Linked DNA regions of Homo sapiens: region 1 is linked to region 2. The links are chromatin contacts, found by Hi-C or POLR2A ChIA-PET in ENCODE. All regions are on one chromosome and are shown on one strand. Each heading gives the region's core, a stretch centred on a gene start or an enhancer-like site at or near the end of the contact. The rest is flanking DNA. Distances are from core to core; before and after follow the strand shown. Region 1 holds the start of LILRB4 (leukocyte immunoglobulin like receptor B4). Region 2 has its middle 7.9 kb from the start of LILRB1.

What was found. A loop is a pair of places that touch in the nucleus more often than their neighbours do. ChIA-PET counts read pairs that join two places held with the same protein, here RNA polymerase II (POLR2A). Pooled maps may share reads with other maps.
Region 1: a loop to region 2 is called in a pooled map, with 2.0 times the contacts of the local background. The contact joins the promoter of LILRB4 here to the enhancer-like site in region 2. A Hi-C loop is called at or near these places in 1 of 168 maps with a recorded cell type or tissue (B cell), 15 of 37 single-sample maps with no recorded cell type and 5 of 50 pooled maps. POLR2A ChIA-PET finds 5 or more read pairs at or near these places in 4 of 52 experiments (CD8-positive, alpha-beta memory T cell, GM12878, OCI-LY7 and 1 more).

What each region holds. Positions count from the first base shown.
Region 1 is chr19:54,661,735-54,664,521 of GRCh38, reverse strand. It overlaps LILRB4 (leukocyte immunoglobulin like receptor B4), which reads right to left and starts at 1,537. Exons shown (of 12, transcript NM_001278426.4): 1 at 1,455-1,537; 2 at 955-990; 3 at 484-768; 4 at 37-336. The coding sequence starts at 1,488.
Region 2 is chr19:54,621,273-54,623,972 of GRCh38, reverse strand. It overlaps a transcript of LILRB1 not described here. Among named protein-coding and RNA genes, the nearest start is that of LILRB1, 7.9 kb to the left of the region's middle. Within about 2 kb of position 1,397, at least 3 of the 41 ENCODE cell types and tissues checked have a DNase peak (open chromatin) inside an H3K27ac peak, as active enhancers do; they include B cell and GM12878, where a contact is called at or near this core.

The DNA.
Region 1 (2,787 bases), core at 288-2,787, 40 kb before region 2:
CACTGAGCTCAGAGAGGACAGGGTCAGGAGCCTCACCTGAGACTATGAGCTCCAGGGGGTCACTGGGGTGTGACAGCAGGTAGTGGGAGAAGCCGTGTGAGCTGAAGCACCTGTAGGTCCCCCCGTGCACTGAGGTCACAGGACTCATGGGGAATTCAGCCTGGTGCTGCTGAGCTCCGTGCTCTGATCTCAGATGCAGTAGGGGATGGGCTGCCCGCTCCTTGATCAGAAGAAAAGTGTCCATTGGGCTCCGTGACTGACACAGCAGGGTCACGCTCTTTCCTGAGGTCACAAGAGGACTCGGCAGGGCTGAAAGGGTGGGTTTACTGTAGGCTCCTAGGAGAGAAGGAGGCACCGTGTTAAATGGGGCTCCCACCTCCCACATCATCCCCAGGGCTGGGCTGTGAGAGGGAGATGCCCCTGAGAGCTGACCCCCTTCCTGAGGGCAGAGCCTGGGGCTGGGACCCCTGAGTGTCCTCTCACCTGTCATCACCAGCTCCAGGGGGTCACTGGGCTGTGACCAGCCTACAGGGCTGCGATAGTAACAGCGGTATCTCCCTGCATAGTCCTCTGTCATGGATGGGATGGAGAATCTGGCCTTGTTCTTGGGCTCCAGTGGGTTCTGTCTGTCCCAGGGTGCTGGGCTTTCCTCTTTATCCAGACGGTACTCCCGAGCCTCCAGGGTCCCCTGACACCAGATGGTCACAGAGTTCCCCCAGCTGATCACAGAGCCTGGCTCAGCCCAGAGGGTGGGTTTGGGGAGGGGCCCTGGAAGAAAATCAGAGGCTGGATCCCAAGACCTTCCTCAGCCCTCAGATCCCAGCTCTCAGCCCCAGGACCCCCCCGTCATCCTCATCAGTCACCCAGAACTGCTGTCTCCTCCCCCAGCTGCCCATGGGTGGCCCCTTGTCCCAGTGAGGAGGAGGGACCTGGGACAGCTGGGGACAGACTCACCTGCCTGCATGTGGGTCCTGGGGCCCAGACTCAGCCCTGGAAGAGAGTTCCCTGTGAGGGATTTGCCCCGGAAGCCTGAGCAGGTCCTCTCTTTACCCTGAGATTTTTTTTTTTTTTTTTTTTTGAGACGGAGTCTCGCTGTCACCCAGGCTGGAGTGCGGTGGTGCGATCTTGGCTCACTGCAAGCTCCGCCTCCCGGGTTCACGCCATTCTCCTGCCTCAGCCTCCCGAGTGGCTGGGACCACAGGCGCCTGCAACCACCCCCGGCTAATTTTTTGTATTTTTAGTAGAGACAGGGTTTCACCGTGTTAGCCAGGATGGTCTCGATCTCCTGACCTCGTGATCCGCCCGCCTCGGCCTCCCAAAGTGCTGGGATTACAGGCGTGAGCCACCGCGCCCGGCTACCCTGAGATTTTTGAGTCTCCTAAAGAACCAGGGCCTGGCTGTGAGGCAAATTTCCTCCAAGACTCGGGTCTCCCCTCCCCCTCTTTAAATCTCACCGAGGCAGAGCAGAGCCGTGAAGGTGGGGATCATGGCGTCTCCTCCCAGGGGCCCCAGCTGTGCAGATGGATGAGTCCTCAGTGCCGGCAGGACAAAGAGACACACAGGGTGTGGCCGCTTGGAGGCTGGGTCCTTCTCGTCATGGGGTTGTTCCATCAGCAGCCCACAGGAAGGGAAACTGCCCTCATTTGAACCCCAGCCTGGCTTTCATTTCCCCAGAGCTAGGGCTGAGGCAGGCACCAGGTTCTCTGCAGACATTTCAGACAGAAATGGGGTCTCTCTGATCCCAGCCTGCTGTCTGCCTGGTCTTAATTCCTCTCTTGACCAAACATCAACCCGTATGTATCGTGTGTTTGCAAAGCGCCTGACACTGGGGGTACATCATTGAACAAGTGAAAAAAAAAAAAAACCAAAAACCTGCATTTTCAGGGTACAGATGAACCATAAAGCTTCCTTTTGCTGCCATAACAAATCACCACAAGCTTAGTGGCTTCACATAATGTAGGTTTATTGACTTACCGTCCCGGAGGTCACAAGTCCAAAATGGGTCTCCCTGGGCTAAAATGAAGCTGCTATCAGAGCCGTGTCCTCCTGGAGGCTCCAAGGAGAATCTGTTCCCTCGCCTGTTCAAGCCTCTGCAGGCTCCCGCATTCCTGCCTCTCCATTCCCTCCAACCTCAAAGCCACCAGTCCCGTTATCTGCCCCCTGCTTCCATGCACTCACCTCCTTCTCTCACTCTGACCCTCCTGTCTTCCTCTTTCACTTACTCAGCCCCTTGTGATTACATCAGGCCCACCTGGGTAATCTCCCCAACCCAAGATCCTTGACTTAATCACATCTGCAAAGTCCCTTTTGCCACATAAGCTTCCCCAACTCACAGGGTCTGGGCCTCAGGAGGTGGACATCTCTGGGAGGTCACTATTCTGCCTCCCACAGGCCTTCAGGGACTCCTTTAACCAAATCTCACATAGAGCACTTCTCTGCGATGACGGAGAGTGGCTGGGCACGCCAGTCGAATGCTTGGTGGGCCAGTACGCAGCCAGGTCATGGTCGGCTACTCATGTCCCATGGGACCTGCCCACTTGAGGCCAAACATTCCATCTCCACCAGAGCCCGGTAGACATCTAAAAACTGTGTCGCAAAACAAAACTCATTCTCTGCAGCGCTAGCACGATGTAGCTCCAAAATATATATATATATTTTTTCTTTTCTGAGATGCAGTCTCACTCTGTCGCCCAGGCTAGAGTGCTGTGGTGTGATCTCAGCTCACTGCAACCTCCGCCTCCTGGGTTCAGGAGACTCTCCTGCTTTAGCCTCCTGTGTAGCTGGGAT
Region 2 (2,700 bases), core at 148-2,647:
CCTGCAATTTGAGCTGCACAGCCCAACACAAACCCTGCTGCAGAAGCTCCCAAAGCCATGGGAAAAGCCAAAAGACCCTTCCCAACATGCTCTACAGTCACCCTCCCTGCGGGGCCGGGGGAAAATGTGCAAAACAAATCCCATCCAAATGAAAATAAATTCGAAGAGAGTAAGTGGAGGCCTCTCCAGAAGAGAAGGAATCAGTGTAAGGATTCTGACGCTGTGAAAAATCTGAATATTGTGGCACCACCAAAGGATCGCACTGGCTTGCTAGTGATGGATGCTGAAAACAATGGAAACTCTGAAAGGACAGATAAAGAATGAGATTGAGACAAAAACATTACAAAGAATCAGTGAAAGAAAACGTTGGTTTTTTGAAAGTATAAATAAAATTGAGAGATGGCTGACTACACTAACCAAAAAAAGGAGAAGATTTAAATAAGCACAATCAGAAATGATAAAGTTGACATTACAACCAACGCCACAGAAATACAAATGACCATCAGAGACTACTATGAACACCTTTATGCACGTAAACTAGAAAACCTAGAGAAATGGATGAATTCCTAGACACATACAACTTCCTAAGATCGCACAGGCAAAAAATAGAAACCCTAAACAGACCAATAACAAGTAACCAAAAAGAATCAGTACTAAAAATCTTCCGGCAAAAAAGCCCAAGAACAGATGGATTCACAGTCGAAATTTGCCATATACACAACGAAGAGCTGGTGCCAATCATAATGAAAGTATTCCAAAAAATCAAGGCGATGGGATTCTTTCCTAGCTCATTCTATGAAACCAATATCACCCTGATAGCAAAATCAGACAGGGATCCAACAGAAAAATAAAGCTACAGGCCAAGAAACCTGAGGAACACAGGTGCAAAAATCCTCAAGAAAATGCTATTAAACGGAATCTAACAGTGTATCAAAAACATAATTCATCATGATCAAGTTGGCTTGATTCCAGGGATGAAAGGATGGTTCAATATATGCAAGTCAATAAAAGTGACTCATGACATAAACTAAGAACAAAAAGCATATGGTCATCTCAATAGATGCAGATAAAGCGTTCGAGAAAGTCCAATATCCCTTCATGATAAAATCCCTCAACAGACTAGGCATGAAAGAAACATACCCCAAAATAAGAGCCTTATAAGACAAACGCACAGCCAACCTTAAAATTGAATGGGGAGAAGTGAAAGCATTTCCCCAAGAAATGGAACAGGATAAGGATGTCCACTCTCACCACTCCTATTCAACACAGTACTGGAAGTCCTAGCCAGAGCAATCAGGCAACAGAAAGAAAGAAAGTGCATCCACATTGGAAAAGAGAAAGTGAAATTATCTGTGTGTGCTGATGACACGATCATATACCCAGAAAACCCTGAAGATTCTTCCAGAAGACTCGTAGACTTGGTAAGTGACTTCAGTAAAGTCTCTGGATAAAAAAATCAAGCTACAAAAATCAGTAGCTTTTCTATACATCAGTACCGTTCAAGCTGAGAATCAAATTAAGGACACACAAACACAAACACACACTGAGGAGTATATTTAACCAAGGAGGTGAAAGACCTCTACACAGAGAGTGACAAAAGGCTGATGAAAGGAACTGTAGGCAACACAACCAAATAGAAAAATATTCCTTGCTCACAAATGGGAAGAATCAATATTGTTAAAATGACCATATTGCCCAAAGCATACTACAGATTCAACACAATTCCTATTAAATTACAAATGTCATTTCTTTAACAGAATTAGAGAAAAAGCAATTTTTAAATTCATTTGGAACCAAAAACCAGCCTGAACAGCTAAAACACTTCTATGCAAAAAGAACAAAACAGGAGGCATCACATTGCCTGATTTCAAGTTATACTATAAGGCCATAGTAACTAAGACAGCATTTACTAGTACAAAAATATACACAGACATCAAGGGAACAGAATAGAGAAACTAGAAATAAAGATACATGCCTACAACATACTGAGCTTTGCTAAAGTCAACAAAGTAAACAATGGGGAAAGGACACCCTATTCAATAAAGGATGCTGGAAAAACTGGGTAGCCATATGCAAAAGAATAAAACTGGACCTTTATCTCCCACCATGTACAAAAATCAACTCAAGATGAATTAAAGACCTCAATGTGAGACCTGAAACTATGTAATTCCTAAAGCAAAATTTAGGAAAAACCCTTCTGGACATTAGTCCAGGCAAAGAACTTATGGTAAAGACCCTTAAAAATGCAACAAACCCCCGAATAGACAAATGAGACATGATTAAAATTAAAAGCTACTGCACAGCAAAAGAAACAATCAACAGAATGAACAGACAACCTACACAATGGAAGAAAATATTTGCAAATTATGCCTCCAACAAAAGACTAATGTCCAGAATCTGCAAGGAAGTCAAAGAATTCAACATGAAAAAAAAAAAACAAAAAACACAGACAACTTTATGGAAAACTGAGTAAAGACCATCAACAGACATTTCTCAAAACAAGAAATATAAGTGGCCAACAAACACATTAAAAAATGCTCAACATCATTAATCATCAGAGAAATTCAACTTAAAACCACACTGAGTATCAACTTACACCAGTCAAAATGGCTACTTTTAAGAAGTCAGAACCAACAGATGTTAGCAAGATACATGGTTGGTAGGAATGTAAATGAGTTTATCTTCTATGGAAAATAATAT